2 separate regions of the Homo sapiens genome follow, and region 2 is linked to region 1. Evidence: chromatin loops called from intact Hi-C (ENCODE). Cell type or tissue: sigmoid colon. All regions are shown on one strand. Links, peaks and the distances in the headings refer to the core of each region. The heading gives the core; the rest is flanking DNA.

The links. Peaks named below come from ENCODE experiments on the same cell type or tissue, not always from the same donor. Only the 100,000 strongest peaks of a DNase experiment are listed, where the experiment ranks them.
Region 2: it touches region 1 in a loop (5-fold over the local background); 56 of 110 quality-filtered maps call a loop at or near these places.

The regions. Positions count from the first base shown.
Region 1 is chr7:123,859,532-123,870,784 of GRCh38, reverse strand. It overlaps HYAL4 (hyaluronidase 4), which reads right to left. Exons shown (of 5, transcript NM_012269.3): 3 at 1,558-2,562. The coding sequence starts at 2,511. Among named protein-coding and RNA genes, the nearest start is that of HYAL4, 20 kb to the right of the region's middle. In sigmoid colon, for the core only: a CTCF peak has its summit at 5,068 (motif pointing right); no DNase peak of the experiment used is centred there; H3K27ac peaks cover 1,108 bases.
Region 2 is chr7:123,488,914-123,500,166 of GRCh38, reverse strand. It overlaps IQUB (IQ motif and ubiquitin domain containing), which reads left to right. Exons shown (of 13, transcript NM_178827.5): 7 at 3,261-3,471. Among named protein-coding and RNA genes, the nearest start is that of IQUB, 40 kb to the left of the region's middle. In sigmoid colon, for the core only: CTCF peaks have their summits at 5,570 and 5,775 (motif pointing left); no DNase peak of the experiment used is centred there.

The DNA.
Region 1 (11,253 bases), core at 1,439-9,438:
ACTTTCTTTCTTTTTTTTTTTTTTTGAGATGGAGTTTCGCTCTGTCGCCCAGGCTGGAGTGCAGTGGCACAATCTCGGCTCACTGCAACCTCTGCCTCCCGAGTTCAAGCAATTCTCTTCTCAGACTCCTGAGTAGCTGGGATTACAGGTACCCACCACCACACCTAGCTAATTTTTGTATTTTTAGTAGAGATGAGGTTTCACTATCTTGGTCAGGCTGGTCTTAAACTCCTGACCTTGTGATCCACCTGCCTCAACCTCCCAAAGAGCTGGGATTACAGGTGTGAGCCACTGCACCCGGCCTAGATAACTTTTTAAAACCTTTCAGACGGTACTGACTTCCTATTATTCTTCATTCAATTATTTTTCACTGATTTTTCTGGGTGGTATGAATAGAAGTTCACAACAGAGACTTTTTTTCCTTCCTCCTTCACCTCATGAGTGATGTTGGAGGTATGGTATTTACCATATTTCATACACATGCATCATTTCTCCCTCTGATGAATACATTCCATTTATGTTCCAAAGATACCTGGTCACTGTAGAGCCCTCACCTGGGTGTTTTCTATGCCTCCTCCTTAGGATGCCTAGAACTCAGAACGTCTTTAACAGATATTGGTGAGTTGAAATTTGTAATGGTGGAGAAAGGAAAAATGCCTCTGTTAAAATATATTAAACCACTGGTATCCAGCAATACCTTAAAACATCACTGCATCACACATGTGAAGCCCTCCACAAGTCCTGAGTCTTCTCAATGTAGAAAGGTTACACAAAATTATCCAAATCCAAAGATTAGGCTGGGCACGGTGGCTCATGCCTGTAATCTCAGCACTTTGGGAGGCCGAGGAGGGTGGATCACCTGAGGTCAGGAGTTCAAGGCCAGCCTGTCCAACATGGTGAAACCCCGTCTTTACTAAAAGTACAAAAATTAGCTGGGTGGGGGGGGGTGAGCACCTGTAAACCCAGCTACTTGGGAGGCTGAGGCAGGAGAATCGCTTGAACCCAGGAGGTGGGGGGTGCAGTGAGCCGAGATTGCATCATTACACTCCAGCCTAGGTGACAAGAACAAAAAACTCCATCTTGAAGAAAAAAAAAAAACAAAACAAAGATTAAAATACCCACTACTTTCCCTAGAATTTTTTTGTTTAAGTGGCTAGACAATTCTGCTTCCACATGTATGAGCAAACACTCCATTTCAAAACATCCTTTTTGATTGTCTAACCTGCTCACTGCCGATCATTTCAATAACCTTCCAAAATGCCCGATTGTAAGTGAGTACAGTTAAAGTTGGTGTGCAGGAAATGTAGTCGTTGCTGGTATCTACTTTAACCCTTTCTCACCTTACTTTGTTCCTTAAGAGAATAATAATGAGTAAGATAATCAAAATTCAGTTTCCATAAATGAAGAGTCTAAATGCATGACTAGTCAAGGAAGAATTATGCTCCCATATAACAAACCATTAATTGAAATCAATTCTTCAAAGAACATAATTAACAAAGAAATGTCCTTTTAGAGATAAGGAGGAAATCCCCCACCATTGGACAAGAAGCTTCTTACCTTAGAAAGGAAAAATAAAGGTTCATCTCTGTACCCTAGCCTTGTGTAGACAAATACAGGCAGAGCATAATCATGAGATGTCATGGTGGAGATCCTCATGGATTCATGCACCCGAAATTTGGAGAAGCGCAAAATGTTTTCACTGTCTCCAAGGGATTTCCAGACACCGATAGAAGGATATAAAGCAGCACTGCTGTTCCAGAGCCAAGAGAGCTCATTGTTCCTCAAGACTTCGTCTTCTGGGCATGACCCAGAGTAGTTTGGGGCATAAACGTTATAATTGTGGCAATCAGGATATAAATAATAACCCCAAAGGCCTTTGGGTCGGCTCTTAATTCCCAATTTGATGGTTTCCTTCATGAAAGCTTTTGCACTTTCTTCAAAGGTCACTTTGGCTAAATATTCAATATCGGTAGCTGATACATTCTTTCCCATATCGGAAATAAGCTTTCTTGACTTCTGTCTGTAAACATCTTTTGAGTTCCAGTTCCGGGCCCACTGTGGTCGCCAATATTCCCAATCTATAACAGCAAGTCCACTGAAATCTTCAGCAGGGATGTAATAATTAATATCTTGGTCAGCTTTTTCCAGATGTACTTGTAAACTTATGTTCTGTGGGAGACCTCCATTAATGGGGACCCCTTGTGATGTATACCACGGATAGTATCCCAATCTGTTGACATAAAATATAGTGACATTTTGCCCCCTGGCCTTGGCCAGTGGGCTTCCAATCACAGGAAACATTTTCAAATTTAGTCTTAAATTATATTTTATCAAACACTGATCTGTTGGAGCATTCCAAGCAGCTATAAAAGGTTTCCTTTGATAAATTGGAAGTCGAGCAGGTTTTAGACAAGAGATAGACTTTAGAATAAAAAATATAAGGAGCCATGAAGTGAGATGTACTGGTTGAACAACACAAAGCTTTAACTGTCCTTCAGATAATACTTTCATGGTAAGATAAAAATGTTACGTTATCTTCTGCTTTAGTGCACTCTAGAAGACCTGTGGAGAGATTTAATTTTCTGTTAGTCATAGTTTTGAGGAAAAAGACTCAAATAATAAATAGATATTATTATTATATATGACTATTTGTAAAGTGTATCACTTAAAGGTCTCAAAGAGGCCTATAAATAAATTGAGATATAGAAGCATATGTAGAGACCTAGCTTCTATTCAGGGGCAGGAAATGCAATTCAACAAACATTCATGGAGCACCAGACCCCATGTCCAGAAAACAAAATGAATAAGATGTAGTCCTTGCCTTTAAGGAGTTCATGATCAGATAAAGATGTGAAATAATATTTACCATCATTTTGCAAAACTCATCAAATCCCAGGCATTGTGCTTAACTGCTTTGTAAATATTTTTTTTAAACTTGTAATAACTACATAAGGCTTATAATTACATTTCCATTTTACAAATGGGGAAACTGAGGCTTAGAGAGATGAAAAGGCTTGCCTGATGTCACTTTATATGGAAGGCAAGGTGATGTAAAATTTAAATAATAAAAATGCATAACAAGTACTACATGATAATTTATTGGAGCAATTACTTCTTGGAGTAAGCAGTAGGTAGGAATGGAAAGGAAAGTGATTTGAGTGGCAAGAAATTAAAACCAGCCCAACTATCCCAAAGAATAGATGTTTTGGGTTTCTTCTGAATAAACTTAGAAATTGACCCTCCCAGGGTAAAACTTAAGAAAGTTATATTTGTCTTATCTGGGTTCCTTTCTCGGTAAACCAACCATCAAGCCTCCCAGAATGTTTCAAGGAACTGAAACTTACCAGATTATCACATCTAAACAATGAGACACCAGATGCCTCACTCATCATGATTGCCTAACTGACCACTTGCCTGTTGACCAAGTCCTCTTTCTTACCCTTCCTTAATTCCTGTTTTCCCACACATAGTTACTTTTCTTCCCTACTTTATAGACCCCAAATTTTAGTTGCTTGGGGAGATGGATTCCAGACTGATCCTTTATTCTCCTTGGCTGCAGCACCCAAATAAGGCCTTCTTCCCCAGCAATACTCCTTGACTCAGTGATTGGCTTTCTCTGCAGCAAGCAACAGGACCTAGACCAAACCCCTGGTGTAACAGAATGTCTCAGGGAAGACACTGGAGTTAAAAGAGAAGATAGAGCCAGGCAGGGTGGCTCACGCCTATAATCCCAGCACTTTGGTGAGGCCGAGATGGTCACAAGGTCAAGAGATCAAGACCATCCTGGCCAACATGGGGAAACCCCATCTCTACCAAAAATACAAAAATTAGCTTGGCGTGGTGGCACATGCCTGTAGTCCCAGCTACTGAGGAGGCTGAGGCAGGAGAATCGCTTCAACCTGGGAGGTGGCGGTTGCAGTGAACCAAGATCACACCACTGCCCTCCAGCCTGGCAACAGAGCGAGACTCAGTCTCAAAAAAAAAAAAAAAAAAAAGAGAGAGAAAGAGAAGATAGGTAGGTGTTTGGATAGTAGAAGAGGGAAGACGATAGTGGCTACTTTGTCAAGTTATTTTTTAGTCATCTCTTTGTAAAACTACTATGAAATTATTTTTGTAAAAGCTCATCAAAGGGTTTGATGGCATAAAACGTTTGCAGTCTTGTGTGTCATTAAGATGAAAATGCATTGTGGTTATGCCTGATGCCTAGTGAGATTAAGGTGTCCAGTAGACATTTGTCCTTTGGCTGTGTGCTCCGGATACAGACCCCTTTCCTCAGTAGTCAATTCTGCACCATAAGTATCTTGGAAGGCAAAGCCCATATTTCATTAAATAAGCCAAAATGTCCCAGCCTTCCTTGCAGGTTTGGTATTGGTCTATGACTGTCGTCAGTCCAATTAGATGCATCCTAATCTAGGCTTTGAATTTGGATATTGAGATTCAAGGAGGCTGAGGTGACATTGCCAGTGGTGACGTAAATTCCAGTGTCAAGGAGCAGCAAGCTGGGGCATCCAGATTCTGAACCTGATGCCCATAATGTTACTGTTAAGTGGAGATATTGTCCTCAAGGGACACCGCCTTTCTGCTCAAGTAAGCAAGGTTTGTTTTGGTTGCTTACAACCAGGAACTCTGATTTATAGAGAAGTGATATGGTTTGGCTGTGTCTCCAGCCAAATCTCATCTTGAATTGTAGCTCCCCTATTCTCCCTGTCATAGGAGGGACGTGGTGGCAGGTAATTGTATCACAAGGGCGAGATTTCCCATGCTGTTCTTGTGATAATGAATAAGTCTCATGCCATCTGATGGTTTTATAAAGGGTGGTTCCCCTGAGCATGCTCTCTTGCCAGCCACCATGTAAGATGTGATTTTGCTCCTCCTTCACCTTCTGCCATGATTGTGAGGGGTCCCCAACCATGTGGATCTGTGAGTCCATTAACTCTCTTTTTCTTTATAAATTACCCAGTCTCAGGAATGTTTTCATTAGCAGTGTGAGAATGGACCAATACAAGGTGCTTTTGTGGCTTGTAGTAAAGCCTGTGCTACATGTTGTGTGTAATTATCACGTCTAACCACCAGGTGTCACCAGCCAAACCTCATGGTATTTCTCAGGCCTTGGACACTGCTGTAAAAAAATTTTAAGTAATTCACAAAACTTCCTCCAAAGACATTTAAGAAGGCCTAAGTAAATGGATAAACACAAAACACCAGTATTTAGGAGCTATAGAGGTAGATATTTTCATTTATTGAATATACTCCTCCATGCACAAAGCTGAATAAGATTACCCCACTTAGTAGCATGAAATATATCATACTGTAGCTCTAAATTATGATTTGAAGAGAATAGTATTTTCAAGGGAATCTAATTTTATGAGTAAGAAAAATTGTGGTACTCAAAACTTCCCCTTCTCTTTGATTTTTTATTATATTTTGCCTCCAGGTAAGAAAAATAGATTTACATATGCATTCATTAATAGAAGGGGGAAGAAGCTTTTCTTTAAATTTAAAATTGAGTTACATTAGAAAAGACTATATTTGTGTACCAAAAAAAGAAAAATCTACCCTGCCAGATACTTCCTGCTTTGGTCTCATTCAAAACATAGTTTTCCACTGACTATTGTTTCCCCTTTGGTCGGCTCCCTCATCACCACCATAGAACATCCTGGTTCATTTATTACAAAGTTACCAAGTGATTCTCTTCTCCTATCTTGGAATGTTATTATTGTTCTCAGTGTCTCAGGGAAGACACTGTAGTTGAAAGAGAACTGGTGAACTGTTTGTTCTGGTGAACTGGAGGTGCACCTTACATGGCAGATGGTAGACATAGCTCCTGATAAAATGTGTGGGTGCACGACCAAAAAAGACAAAATAAATAAGTAAAATCCTGTGCCCGTGTCTTCTGCTTGCTGTATGTCAGGTTTCTGCTTCCTATACAGCCAGGTCAGGGCACTGGTGTGCCCTCCTAGTTAAATATGGCTTGTTGGGAGGAGATCCCCTCACGTGACCCCTCTCAGACACTGTTTTCCCTTCCCTGTCCCACCATGCAATCTCTGTTTCTCTTGTCCTTCCTTCACCAAGGAACCTCCCCAAGCCTGCCCTTCCAAAAGTGCCCTTTGCTTCAGAGCTTCCCTAGACCTCTTTCCCTCACCCCACCTATGCCATTAAAATCCCCACCGCTGAGCTCTGCCTTATCTTGACTAGTTCTTGTAGCATAGCAACCTGTGCAATTATCCACAGTTAACCATATCACCAGCAATAGCAACCTTCCTTTTCTTTCTCCCTTCCCCCTTCCATAATCCGCCTAGGCAAATGTGCTCCTGTAAACAAACCTCTAAATGACAATGTTTAGAAAGAGTTAGCAAGATATTGGAGGTAGAAGTGAATGAGGAATTTAACCTGGACTTGTCCCTTAAATTTTAATGCCCAGGTTTCTCTCCTTAGAAGTAAGGTCTGTTCTGGGAATATATAGGAAGGACTAGTTCCTTTCCTTCAACAAGGAAACTTCTGTGAAGACATTTTAAAGGCCCCTGAACAAATGATTTTCAATGAAATGACATACTCATTAAAGCCATAGGTAAAGGGAAGTAGCTTTCTCCTGACCCCTCCTCTAGTAGAAGGAAGTGAGGAAGGTTTAGCTGCTACTATGTTGACCTTGGTTTCATAGTTCTAATCTTCTTACCCTGACCAGAGACAAATGTGGCAAAAGCAGCAAACAGACAGGGCCTATTTCAGGTCGGCTCAAGCACCTCACCTCATCACTGCCCCTTCCTCCTGACAGTGAAGGAGACAGTGAAGAAGGTGGCAGGAGGGATGTTCTTTTGAGGGAGACAGGACCACCATGTACAGCTACAAGAGTCTGCAAAAAAGCCTCTATCTCCTATCCCCTACTTATTCCTATCTCCCTTCTCACTCCTTCCCCAAAGAAGCTTACTTGCTTGTGATAAATTAAAAGAAAAAAAAGAGCAACCCTTGGCATTCAGAAACTGTGAGTACTACACTCACAGCTAGGCTGCATAATGCTTCTCTTAAACAATGTCACAGAATACCAGTCTGGACAAGTTTACTCTCAGACCATAATAAAATGAGACAAAGCCAGGCCACTTTTAAATATTGTCTAAGATCAGAAAAGAAGGTCACTGTGCAACCCACAAAATACCAAACATCCCTCTCTCTTGCTGAATGAATGACTGCTATTCTTTACCCAATCACAGGAACGCCTCTGCTTTCTGACAACATCTAATCTAGAGAAAATCCCTGCCTTCTTAGACTCTTCACCAAGTCACTCAGCCAAAACCTAAATCATATGATAGTTTCCTCCTAATACCCTCTTACTGAGACACCCCATGGCTTCCCATGGTGTGCACCCTCCCTTCCCACAATAACTGATAAAGTAAACTAATTTAACTGCAGGTGTGCTCCTGGTGGTCTTTGGAACACTGACATTGTATGATGAAGGCAGAGGCACTTAGTGTTCATTCTTATAAGAATTCAGAAAATGTTTATTGAGCATCTTCTATGTACCAGGCTCCCTTCTAAGTATTAACAATACAATAGTGAGCAAAACAAACAAGAGCCTCTGCCCTCACTGAGTTTAAATTCTTGTAGGGGAGGGAGATAATAAATAAGAACAGTAAATAAATATTCAGTATGTTGCAAATTATGATAACAAAGAAAAATAAATAAGGCAGGATTTGTTCCTAGATGGTAACAAGCCTCACTGATCCCAAGGATAAGAGGAGTCAGCCTGGAGGATGTCTGGGGAAGTATGAGGGAAAGCAGGTGCAAAGGCCCTGTGGCAGAGCATGTCTGCTGTCTCTAAAGACCTTTGAAGAGGTCAGTGACTAGGTAAAAGGAGCCAGAGAAGAAAGAGTGAGGGTCTTGTTGGGGCTTATAGGTACTCAGGCTTTCACTGTAAATGAGATGGGAAAGATGTGGTGGGCTTTGAAAGAAGAATGACATTGTCTGCCATGGGCTTAACTGGATTCCTCTGGCTGCTGTGTTGAGGCAAGCCTTTAAGGGAAAAGACACAAGAGAGAAGCAGGAAGACTATAAAAAGCTCTTGCAATAATCTAAGACAGAAATGAGAGCAGTTCAAACCAGTTATTTATGAGACCATAATATTTTAAATAATCACCACAAAGGAAAAGGATATTATAAATCAATAAATTAATTGCACTAATTTGTTTTCATTTTGATTGCAACTCTAAGTGCCTGTTCTCAAACACCCAGTGCGATGTTTTTTAACTTTACACAGCATGGTGATCCACACTGATCTTTACGATTAGAGTGAATGCTCTGGAAAAGTTTTTCAAAGCATATACTCCCTTCTTAATATTCAGGTATTAGTGAAACGAGTTGATTTTCCAAATCTACATGTCTTCTATTTCTTTTTTCATGATATTGGGGTTCTGTTTTAAAAACCTTTAAGATGCCAAGTGTCTGCTCCTAAAACCGTGAGAGTTTGAAGAGATATCCTGAAGGTCATGGTCCCTAAGGAATTTAATAAATGCACTGTTTTATTTCCAAGCCCTTAAGGAAAGTACTGACCAAAGTGATATTTTGTTGCCAATGATGAAAAATATATATACTCATATATATTTATCAGACTGAGAGACAGAGCAGAACCATCAAGTTCAAAGCTATGTGCTCAATTTCGCAGAACTAATTGCCAACCTATTTTCTAATAAAAGCTTATTAGAGCAACAGCCAATAATAGGCATCTATTTTTTTCTCTGATGAACTTTTTCTCTTTTGAAACATCAATGCTCTGCAAGCTGGCTCTTTAGTATTCCAGCAGAAAAAGCAAAATATTTTAATGTTAGAGGTTTCTCAATTAAGTATTTTTCATACATTTTTCTTAAAAACTTGTTGCCTATGGGTTTATAATATAATCTACTCTATAACAGTATTTCATTAAGGCCCATAATTCATCATTAGATACTGAATTTTATGATAACTATTTTATGTTATTATCAAAGAACACAGTGTCCCTCCATCTGAACTAATTTTAGAACTCCTATACTATCTTGATTGTATAAAATTGTTTCCTTTCCAGTCTTCTTAAATATAGGCTTAAGTTTTGTAAATATGTGAAAATGACTATTTCAGTGTCACTTTTGCTAATGGTAAATTCACTATATTATTCAGTCTGAAAGGCCTCGTTTTTAATGAAGCAAGCAAATTTTGCAGTTTTAAGAAATACAATCTGAAAGAGGTTTAAATTATCTCTGTATTAAAGTATACACTTGGTCTTTGTCTAAGTATTACTCCTCTTTTAGGACTTGAAATTTCTTACAGCCAAGATCAACAGATTTCTTGGAAAAGCACACTAAGTCTTAGGATCACATTTTTAATAGAATGTTCCCTCTGTCAACCTGTTTTTAACTAAGTTCCTTAAGATAACATTAAGTTGATTTATGTCTTCAGGTTTTTAATTAAAGTTGTTGAACTAAAAAGCCATCCAGTGGTCTGCGAAATGTTATTTAAGTCTTTCCAATGTCCATAGTCAAGATTACAACTTAAAATACTTCCCTCCCCATAAAAATGACCCAAGCCATTGATTAGGAGTGTTGGGATACTAGTTGGGGTTATCAGACAGAAACTAGAGATGGGGAGCTGAGTCCCCAACCTCAGGCCTGAGGACCAGAACAATATTTAAGCAGGAGAGAGTTGGATCCCAGTTCCCTAGATCCTAGCTCTCAATGTTAAGAGTACAAGAGTGGAGAGGAAAGGCAAACATTTGAGAGGTCAAAAGCTGTAGCCAGATCACATTGTCTTGTCTCTGGTAAACATGGCTTAATTTCAAATTTTGCCTCAGTCCTGAATGGAGTGGCTTAAAAACTAGGGTTCCCCTGGCTTTACAAATGGCAACCTATCATCTATCTCTCTGTACAAGCATATATATTTTAGCAGGATAAGAAATTTGAGCAAGGTGAAATGTGCAGGGGTTGACTCCAACCTGAATGAAGAAAGAGTACATTCCTAGTGGAAACAGAAGACTGGAAATTTCTATCTGAATTATCAATGAATAAAACCTTTCACCAAGAAATTCTGCTTCTATGTAATTCATTGTAGCACTTCTTATAATTAGGAAGACAAAATTAATGTCTTCCTAATTCTTATAATTAGGACAACAAAATAAATGTCTACTATAAGGCAAAGGCCACATAAGACATGGCCTCGTATACAGTGGAATGCTATGCACCTATAACAAAGAATGAGGTTTCTTCTACATATTGATAAGGACATTGACCAGATATTAAAATAGTCTTTAAAATATGTATTTGTTTTACATGTGTGTCTGTACACAAGCTACAAATTTTAATAAAGTGTGTATAGATTGTTGCCATTTTTCAAAGAAAGGAATATATGCATACATATATATACACACACACATACACATACACACACAAATTACATATGTACACAGTATAATAATTTGTGTACTGAGGAATATCTCTGGAGCTATATTAGTCTGTTCTCACACTGCTATAAGGAAATACCTGAGACTGGGTAATTTATAAAGGAAAGAGGTTTAATTTACTCACAGTTCCCTATGGCAGGGGAAGCCTCAGGAAACTTACAATCATGGCAGAAGGCAAAGGGAAATTAAGTGCCTTCTTCACAAGGTGGCAGGAAAGAGAAGTGTTATGAAGGAGGAACTTCCAAACACTTATAAAACCATCAGATCTTGTGAGAACTCATGCATTATCAGGAGAACAGCATGGGGGAAACTGCTTGCATAATCTGATCACTTCCCTCCCTCCACACATGGGGATTACAGGTCCCTCCCACAACATATGGGATGATAATTTGAGATGAGATTTGGGTGGGGATACAGAGCCAAACCATATCAGGAGGGATACTCAAAAAAGGTTATATTGCTTGCTTCCAGGGAAGAGAACAGGGTGGCTAAGTGAGAGAAGTGAGCATGGGTGAGATTTATTTGAGAAGGAAGTTCTGTTGGAATTTTGTAATATGTTGCTGTAACAGCTAACTCAAAACCATCAATCTGATTTTAAAAACTCAAAGTTCTTTGGATATATAAGAGAAGATGCAAATCGATTCTGACTACAGTATAAGGAATCAAGTTTTCCTAAAGAAAGTTACATCTCACTTGCATTTTGTTATGAAGATCATTTTTATAATTTTATTTGAGAAATTGTATGCTCATCTGCAATCTGACAAGAACATCCCTTTTCAGGAAATAAGAATGATTTTTTTTAATGGAAATGAACACTATCAGCCAGAGCTTTAAGT
Region 2 (11,253 bases), core at 1,350-9,349, 370 kb after region 1:
AGAGCAGACCTGAGGGTTGCCTGGTGCTGGTTGCCCATTTTTATGGTTATTTCTTGATGATATGCTAAACAAGGGGTGGATTATTCATGCCTCCCCTTTTTAGACCATATAGGGTAACTTCCTGATATTGCCATGGCATTTGTAAACTGTCTTGGCGCTGGTGGGAGTGTAGCAGTGAGGATGACCAGAGGTCGCTCTTGTCGCCATGTTGGTTTTGGTGGGATTTAGCTGGCTTCTTTACTGCAACCTGTTTTATTAGCAAGGTCTTTATGACTTGTATCTTGTACTGACCTCTTATCTTATCCTGTGGCTTACAATGCCTAGCTGTCTGGGAATGCAGCCCAGTAAGTTTCAGCCGCATTTCACCCAGCTCCTATTCAAGATGGAGTTGCTCTGGTTCACACGCCTCTGACAGTTACTCATACACATTTTTTAACATAACTAATTTTTTTATACCAAGTGCATATCTAATCAGCCTATATATCGTTTCCATGAATAAGTCAAGAACCTTACTAGGCTTTTCTTCATTTTCTGCCCCCTCCTTTCTTTGTTTCCTCTTTCTAGAAGCTGTCAGGATTTTCACTTTATCCTTGGTATTTGGTAATCTTATTGTAATATGCTTGAGACTTGGTGATGTACCCTTTCCGAGAGTCCATGTCTTGCTGTGGGAAATATACCTCTATTATGTTTTTATGAATTTCTGTAATCAACTTTCCTTATTTTATCTGGAACTTATCTCAGAAATATTTTGGGATGAGGCCAGATGCTGAGGCACATGCTTGTAATCCCAGTACTTTGGGAGGCTGAAGTGGGCAGATCACTCGAGGCCAGGAGTTGGAGACCAAGCTCGGCAACTTGGTGAAACCCTGTCTCTACTAAAAATACAAGAATTAGCTAGGCATAGTGGCACGTGCCTGTGGTCCCAACTGCTCAGGAGGGGAAGCATGAGAATCACTTGAACCCAGGAGGCGGAGGCTGCAGTGAGCTGAGATCACACCACTGCACTCTAGCCTGGGTGACAGTGAGACTTCGCCTAAAAAGAAAAAAAGAAAAAAAGGAAACATTTTGGAATGCTGGGATTTATCTTTTGTGTCTCTTATTTTTCATTCATTCATTTAAATTTTTATGAGCCTTTGTCCTGCATGCTAAAAGATTTTCTCACCTAATTTTCTTACCTACTTATTACTTCTTATGTTCTACACATTCTGCAGATCAGCTTACAAGAAACTACTAGTTCTCTGTCAATACCCATTTTTTCCCTTCTCCTATTGTAATAAAGCTTTATCTGAGCATGTGGCTGTTCCACTGATGACCACATTTCATCACTTCCCTTGTGTATCAGTGAGGCCATATAACTAAGATCTGGACAGCGAGATGTGAGGGACAATGTGAGCCACTTACAGTTATCATTCTTAAAATGCTCTTTGTTCCTTTTCCCTCTATTTACTGGTTGGAAGATGGTAAGTGGACCAGCCATCTGGGACATATAAGTAGGAAGCCATTTGTTAAATATGACAGAGCTTTCCTACGAGCCCTAAACTGCTTTGCTAATCCCTGGATTGTCATGTGAAAGGGAAAAAACTTCTGTGTTGTTTAAACAACTGTGTTTTGGTGTTTTAAATAAGTTGAACAAGTTTAATAGCACTCAGGCTAATCCATATTCTATTAATTTTTTAAATTTCAAAAATAAAATTTTTGCCAGTCTTTTTTCTTGGTTCATTATATTATTTTATACTGATAGCCTTTCCTTTCTCTGTGAAAATATTAACTATATCTAGTCTGCTCTTGTATTTTGTTTTGTTTTGATTTACTCTAGTAGTTCTAAAACTTTACTATAAGCATCATCTGGAGGGCTCATGAATATATAGAATGCTGTGCTTACCCAGGAGTTTCTGATCAATAGCTCTGGGGTGGGGCCTGAAAATTTGCATTGCTAATAGTTTTCTAGATGCCGCTGATGTGTTTGAGATTCTTAATGTCCAGTGTGCCAATAGCATATTGGTTCACCCAGTCTGACCCCATGATTTTAGGGGAAATGTAAAGCTTGATTATGGGAGAAACCTAGTTTTCTGGATAGGGGGCTTTTTTTTTTTCATCCTGGGTGTCACCTTCTGGGACACTCACCACTCTTGCCTAGGGACAAATATCTCTGTTGCTCCTTGCCTAATTATTTTAGAGGAACCTATCCCTTTTGCAGTTTTTAAAGTCACCTGGTTAGTGGCCACTCTGCTCAGACCATCCATCAGTTTTGGGCTTAGAGCAGTCCTAGAGCCCCTTGTTTTTTCTGACTTGCTTCTCCAGTGCATGATTAGGTTACAGACTCTTTCTTCAATTAATTCTACTGGCCTCTTTTGTTGAAGGGATTCTTCAAAGTTTCTATTCTTTTGGGGGACCCCTTCAGTTTGATCTAGTATCTTTGTCGATATCTGCTTTACATAGTTTTTCTACAATTATTAGGCATTAGGATGAGAGTAAGGGATGCATCAGCATAAGCTCTATCATCAGTCTTGATCCGGCCTCTTCACATTTTATTTTTATTTATGAGTTTAATAAATAAAATTATAAACTCTCAGAAAAAAATGATAAACTCTCTCAGCTATATCATAAACTTTTTGAGGGTTTAGTACTATGGTGTACTTTCAAACATATTCATGTTTCATACAAGTTAATAAATATTTGTTTGCTTCAGTCTCCATTTTATCTAACCTGCCTTTGGTGGTTTCCACACATACCTACCTGATGTGTATTTAGGAAAACACAGTTTTGTTATAAACATGAGCCTAAGCTAGTGGCATTTAAGATAAGATGGAGATAATTAATATGTATGACAATAATAGTATTTATTGAGGACTCATGATGTACCAGGCTTGGGTTAAGCACTTTATATGTATACTCTTATTATCACTGTTTTACACATGAGGGTACTAAAGCATAGAGATGGCAAGTAACTTATCCAATCAAACAACTAGTGAGTAGCAGAAGGAAGATTCAAACTAAGTTTTACTCCAGAGTCTATTCTGTTAAGGATCGTACAAACATCCTTCTGGGAAGGTATATTTGCGAGATGTCAAAGTCAAATAGCAGTCACATGCATTATACATGTTTTTTATGTTAGTGTTTGTGAAAATATGTATTTGGAGCTAAAACTAGACTCAGTTATTTTGTTGTGGAATTGGAATTGAAATAATCATCATTGCCTTTATTGTCTGATCAAAAAGTTGATGATAGGCACTTTCTATTTCCTTTTAATTTAACTATAGGTGATAGTGATACAGACTTACTACAGGCAATGGCATGCTAAAATCTTCGTAGAGAATTTAAGAAGACAGAAAAGCTTAAGACTGGAATGGGAAACACAGCAAGAACTAAGGAAGATAAGAGAAAAAGAAGAATGGATAAAATTGGACTATCACCGGAGGCATAATCCTAAAACAAATGAAGATTTTGAATTTCTTTATAATGCATTAGAATGTAAGTTGGACACAGGCTTTGCAAAAAATATTTTTAAATTCTTCATTAATAGGAAAAACAGATTTACTGCAGACAAAAGGAAGGTGTTATTATTTTAGGGAGATGTCTTGGAAATTTGCAGTAGAGAATTTTGAAAGATGAATACCACTTTATATTTGGAATAAGAATTAAGGCTGAAATGAAATTAGAAATGCTTTTATATTAACAATTAAAATGTACATACTGCTTTGTGAATTATGCAGTTTTAGTATATTATTTCATTTGATCCTCATTCATGTGAGATAAAGAGAGAAAGTACTGTGTAATCTAGTTTTCTTGTGGTTTGGGAATTTTGAACTCAGAGTTGAGCTGTTCTTTAATCCCTCAATCCAGCATCCTGTCTGATTTTGCTCTTTAGAGAAGGGGCTTGGCAATATTTTTAAAATTCCCCCTTATTAATAATACTATATAAATGTATATTCTCTACACCTTGACTTTTATACCTTATTTCTTCTACAGTGTGTGTGCTAGTCATGGATAAATTAAAAGTTTCAGTTATTTGAACAAGCCAGGCACTCTTTACCCAGGCAGTAGATACACGATTCCCCTTCTTGGAGGTGTTTCTCCATTGCCCACCTTTGGATCTCAGGTTAAATGTCACCTGCTTAAAGGTTTTTGTGAATGACAACATAAGTTGGATATTCTTTTGTCATCTTATGGTCCTCATTGCACCTGAAACTTTTCATTTTTATCACCACAGTTGGTAATACTACATCTTTTTTTCAGTCTCAGTTATTTCTTTAGTAATAATACATCTTTTGTTTAACATTTATTTCTGCCATGAGGGAATAATTCATTTATTTTTTGATGAGCTGCCTTTTACTGTGCTTAGCTCATATGCCCAACAAATGTTCATAAAATGAATGAATGAATGAATGAAAGGAAGAAATCCAGGGTTATACTAATGCAACTGTCTCTAGCTTCTGCTTTGCCAGCAGTACCTGGTAAGGTGGAAATAACTGGAGCAGAAGAGTTACTTAATACACCAGATATCTGAGAGTGGAGAAATTAGACCCTTATGAAGACACAGAAAAATTTAAAACCTAGAAATAGCCTCAATTGGCTTTTGTAGTTGAATGGGATATTTTAGTCCAAGGAAATAAATTTTTGACCTCTCTCTGATTATTTATAACACTAAGCAAATTTTCTTCCATTTGTTTGTTTCATTACATACTATTTTTTTTGTGGATGTTATATGTTCTGTTCCTCAAGTTGCAGTTTCCTTTCTAATTGGCTACATTTTTAAGCATCAGATATTGAGTCTTTTTATAGCTATAAGATAATATGCTATTTACCAAAAATAATATAATTAAACATTAGGGCTAATAAACAATATTAATAAATTCATTTTCCTGGTAACGTAAAAATTGAGTGGCTTTAGGAATATTTATAGCTTATGGTAAATATTTACAACTACTATGGTAGTATTTGAGGTAACTGTTAAGCCTGCTCCCTAGAATTGTGTGTCTGTTTTCCATTTTATCCTAATCATTGTCCTCTGGAAATACTGCTTATTTTACTTTAAACTTCACTTCTACTTCCATTTTTTCTGTCAGATGATAACAAAGATTATTAAGTGTCAGTACTTCAATAGAGAACATCGTTAGCCAGGTATCTATGAAAGGTCTTATTGACAAGTTTAAAACTAACATTCTGTTAGAGCAGAGCTCTGTTAAAATAATATTCTAAATTCTTATGTGACTAAAGGATACCATTGTTATCTTTGTGTGGTTAACAGACAACTGTGCAAAATAATAGAAAATATGTTGAATGAGCTTCTGCCTGTTCTACTTATTAGTGGTGTTAATTAGGACAAGTTTCTCACTTATCCTAAACCTCGATTTCTTCATCTATCAAAAGGAATTAATAATTTTTGGCCTGTCTACTTCAGAGGGCTTAATAGAGTAAAAAGTATAAAATATTACATTTATGAAAGTATTTCAAAAAGTACAAGGACCTATACATATGCGAGCTATTGTTCTATGGCAAATGATTTTATACAGAATTTTCATACTAAAGTAGAACAGATATATTTTATATAAGTCCACATATGATTTATATATGGAGGAAAATGAAATCCATGAAGTTTCTTATATAAAAGAGACATCTTTCGGGTTTTTCTAGTTCTAAAATTCCAAATTAAAAGCCTTGGAATAATAATTTTTAAGTTCTGTTAAAAAATCTGTGGTTTACAAGCTCAATAATTTATATTGCTCTTCTGTAATTTTCTTCATTTCATATTCATAACTCCATTCCTTGGAGCTGCTGCCCTCTTGTGGCTCATAATGATAATTGTATACTTTGAGCTATAATTCATAATATGAAACTTAACTTTTCCTCGAGGTAGTCTGTTCTTCAGTAATAAAAGCAAAATGATATTAATTTAAGAAAATAAACTTAGCTGTATAAGGTAATATGTCAAAGAGGAGGCTATCTCCAGGCAATAATATTTGATTTTCATGTCTTTTTATAGCAGTATGTTGAGGGTGATCTCTTTTATCGTTCTGAATTGTCACTAGGGCCATTACTTGGAAAAAAAGGTGCTAAGTATCCCATATTCTAAATAGAATAATTGGGGTTGTTTTGTCTATTTAAAAATTTTATATAGGCAGAATTATGCAGAATATAATTTTTTGTTTGTTTTTCAAAATTCAATATTATGTCATGAGACCGATCCTTGCTGTTGTGAGTAGTTGCCCTTTGTATGCCATTGCATGGATGTGCCATAACTTATGTATCCATTTTACTGTGGATTTGGTCCTTCCCACCCCTCCTCCCTGCCCCCCCAACTAGTTTTTGGCAAATATGTGTATATGTATATATATTCACCAAAAGATGTTTGTAGTAGTACTACTTGTGTATATGTATATATACACACATGCACACACACACACACACACACACACACACACACACACACACACATACACACACATTTCTCTCAGGGTGTAAACCTAGCAGTGGAATTGCTGGTTCATAGGATATACGTAATTCAGCTTTAGCAAATCCTGCCAGATGGTTTTTTAGAGGTTGTACCATTTTAAACTCCTATGAAAGAGTATCAGAGTTTTAATTGCTGTCATCCACTCCAACATTGGACGCTTCTGTCTTTTTCATTTTAGCCCTTCTGGAGGGTGCTATCACCCTGCCTTATTTTTGACTGAGGCTCCAATAGGTGAGATATCAGGATACCAGAGTCAATGAGAGTCAATCTCTCTCTCCCTCATAAAGAATTTACAAACCAAGTAAAATAGGACCTATTTCTTGGCTCATGGGTCACTTAGCAAGATAAAACATATAAGAAGGGCTAGGAGAGATTTGAAGAGGTTAGTAAGGTAGGTTTTTTTTGGAGAGAGCCATTGCTATGCTTTGGGGTTGGGGTGGGTAGGTTGTGTTATTTTCTGACCAAATGCCTAGTGAAAGGAGCTTCAAGGGAGTATTCCTGGTGAGCTTGGAAATGTTCCCTGTGTTTGGGGGACAACGAGGATTGTTGCCTGAACCTTGACCAGGATGGTAGACTGGGGTCTGAGTCCAAACAAAGAAACCTAGAGAACTAGAGGAGGGCTTTCAGACTTCTTTGATATTGGAGAGTGCTGCCGCATTATTTATAGCACTCCCAGGATTTTTAAAACAGAGATGTATCTTTGTTTTCTATCAAAAGGGGACTATACAGTAGAGAATACAAGAGAGATTGAGCCTGCAACAGGGCAATTTGAGGTGCTCTTGGTCCTGTTTAATAGGACCAGCTATAGAAGTGAAGGGATCTTGTCAGAAAGAAGCTTGAAGTGAACAGCTAGATTATCCCTAAGTGGCTACCTAGAGTGCAGATACATCTGTCTTGGGCCAGGGGAGTTGCGGTTCAGCTCAAGATCCTCAGGATGGTGAGTTTGAATCATCTGAGAGGCCTGGAGAGTGGGGTGAGTAAGAACTACCCCTTCTCATTCACTCATCTCCCAAAGGAGTACAGAAGAGAAACAGCAGCTAGTGGTGAGGAAAGGAACTGAGAGGTGAGGGTGTGTTCAGAGGATCTACCCTTTCCCCGCTCAGGCAGGTTTCCATTCTTTCAGTCTTTGGCATGTCTTTTCATTCTCTTAACAGTGTCTTTCTTAGAGCAAAAGTTTTTAATTTCAATAAGTCCTATTAGTTTCTTCTCGTGTGAATCATGCTTTTGGTGTTATACCTAAAAACTCATCACCAAACTTAAGGTCACACAGCTTTTCTCCTATGTGCTCTGGAAGTTTTATAGTGTTATATTTTGAATTTAGGTATAACATCCAGTTTGAAATAAATTTTGTATGAGATGTGAGATATGTGTTGAGATGAATGTTTAAACTTTTTGCTTTTGAACATCCAGTCGTTCCTTTAGCATTTGTTGAAAACACTGTCATTTCTCCATTGCATTGCCTTTGTATCTTTGTTAAGTTCGTAGTCCATTCAGGCTACTATAACAAAATGCCATATATATAAATAACAGAAATTTATTTTTTAGAGTTCTCAAGTCTGGGAACTCCAAGGGCACCAGCAGACTCAGTGTCTGGGGATGGTTTGTTTCCTGGTTCATAGATGGTGCCTTCTCACTGTGATCTCACATAGCAGAAAGGATGAAGAGCTTTCTTGGGTCTATTTAATAAGGGCAATAATCCCATTCATGAGGGTTCCACCCTCATTACCTAATCACATCCCCAAAGGCCCTGTTAATGCCTTGTCTTTATGTATTGTCAGACTTGATTTGCCAAAATTTTGTTTTGGAATTTTTGCATCTACATTCCTAAGGGATATTGATCTGTGACTTTTTTTTCCTTGTTATGTTACTGTCTGGTTTTAGTATTTGGATAATGCTAATCTCCTCTGTGCTCTTCAATTTTCTAAAACAGTTCGTGTAGAATTAGTAGGATCTCTTCATAAAATGTTAGGAATTCAACAGTGACACCAACTAGGTCTGGAATTTTCTTTGTGGGAAGGTTTAAACTATAAATTCAATTCTTTAATAAATATAGGGGTATTCATGTGACTTATTTATCATTGAGTAAGCTTTGATAGTTATTGTCTTTAAAGGAATTGGTAATTTTTTTCTGAGTTGTTGGATTTATTGGCATAAAGATGTTAATAATGTTCCATGTTATCCTTTTAATACCTATAGGATCTATAGTGATGTTACCTCAATTACTGATACTGGTAATTTTGTGTTTCCTTCTTTTTTTCCTGATCAGTCTGCCTAGGGATTTATCAGTTTTATTACTCTTCCCCTGATTTTTCCCAGTTCTTTTTCTCTGTTCCATTTTGTTAATTTCTATTGTTATTTATTTCCTTCATTATGCTTACCTTTGGTTCAGTTTACTCCTCTTCTAGTCCTGTGGTGGAAGCTGAGGTCATTTGATTTGAGACCTTTCTTCTTTCCTAATTATAGGTGTTTGGTGCTGTAAATTTTCCCTTAAGTACTGCTTCAGCTGCATCCTCACATTTTGATATGTTGAGTTGAAATTTTCTTTCAGTTCAAAATACTTTCTAATTATCCTTTTGATTATTTCTTGACCCATGGGATACTTAGAAGTAGGTTATTTAATTGCTAAATAGTTGGGGATTTTTCAGATATCTTTCTGTTATTGATTTCTAATTTTATTGTAATGAGAGAATGTAATTTTGTATAATTTGAGGTTTGAGGTTTGAGGTTTGTTTGTTTTTTTTTTTTTCCAAGATGGTGTTTTGCTCTTGTTGCCCAGGCTGGAGTGCAATGGCATGATCTTGGCTCACCACAACCTCTGACTCCCGGGTTCAAGCGATTCTCCTGCCTCAGCCTCCTGAGTAGCTGGGATTACAGGCACTTGCCACCACACCCGGCTAATTTTGTATTTTTAGTAGAGATGGGGTTTCTCCATGTTGGTCAGGCTGCTCATGAACTCCTGACCTCAGGTGATCTGCCCACCTCTGCCTTCCAAAGTGCTGAGATTACAGGCGTGAGCCAATGCACCCGGCCAATTTGAGTTCTTTTAAATTTATTGATACTTATTTTAACAACTAGAATACAAATTACATTGGAGAATATTCTGTGTGCATGTAGGAAGAATTTGCATTCTATTATGGTTGGGTGTAGTGATCAATAAATGGCCATTAGATCAAGTTAATTGATAATGTTGTTTAAATTTTCTTTATTTTTACAAATTTCCCATTTATTTGTATATCAGTTATTGTGAGGGGGTATTGAAATCTCAGACTGTAATTGTGAATTTTCCTATTTGTCTTTTCAATTTTATCAGATTTTGCTTCATGTATTGTGAAACTTTCTTATTAGATGTAAAAACATTTAGCATTACTATGTCTTGTTGATGAATTGAGTCCTTTATTTAAATGACCTTCCTTATTCCTTATGATATTTTTTGCTGTTAAATCTACTTTGCCTGATATTGATATGTCCTTTCCATTTTCCTTTTGATCACTGTTAGTTTAGTATATCTTTTTATATTTTGTAATTTTTAACTTCTTTGTGTCTTTATATTCAAAATGTGTTTTTTGTAGGCAACATATAACTGGATCTTATTTTAAAAATCCAATTAGATGATCTCTTCCTTTTAATTTGGATGTTTAGACTATTTACATTTAATGTGATTATTAATATGGTTGGATATAAATTTGTCATCTTTCACTGTTTGTTTTATATTTGCTCCTCTTATTATTTTTAAAGATTTATTTCTTTTTTATACTTATCTGTTTACTATTATGAATTTAAATTTCCCTTCATTTATTTTCATCCTCCTTGGAATTTTGTTGCATTATGTGCTTGAGAATATGTGATTTTTATAAATTCTGGATAATTCTTAGCCACTATCTCTGATATTAACTTTTCTCCATTCTCTCTAGTTTTTCATCTTGAAAATCCTAGCAGATATATGTTGACATTTTTAACACTGTTTTTCATTTTATACTTTTATCTCTTATGTTTTTTTTTGCTGCTTTTGGGACAGTTTCTTCATATGTATCTTTTTGCATACTAATTTTCTTTCAGAGCTTCTCTAAACTCCTGTTTAACCTATTTCCTAAGTTTTAAATGAAAAAATATCAACATAATATGTGGAAGTTTTATTTGGCATTTTTCAAATGCATTTGAAGTTTATTATATTTTTAATATTTTTTCCATTTTAGTATATATTTTATAGTTTTAAATAAAATAACTTTGTTATCTGAATTTCTTGAGAAGTCTACATTCCTGCTGATTTTTACTCATGTAGTATCTTTCTTCATATTTAAAAAATATGAGAGTAATATCCTACTCTATATTACATATTGTAAATGACTTTAGCTGTAAAGGAAAACCTGCACATCACTTCACAGAGTTCCAATTATTCTATTCCAGGGAGTATGAGTTCTTACCATGGTTCTCTGTTATATCAAAATAGGATTTATGCCAAGGCTTAAGTGTACAGCTTTATGACTTTTTACATATGCAGACATATATATAGCAACTACCCTTACTAAAAGGTAGGATATATTTATGCCCCAGAATGTTTTCTCATGTTATACATAGGTCCGCATCCCACTTCCACTCCTGCAAGGTAACCACTAGTCTGACTTCTATCACCATATATAAATTGTGCCTGTTATTGAGCTTCATTTCATACATTTTGTAGTATATTTTATTTCTGGCTTCTTTGCCTCAAGGTTATATCTGAGATTCATCCATTTTGTTGCTTATAGGACTAGTTCTTTTAAATTGCCACATAGGATTCCATTGTATAAATATAACCACAA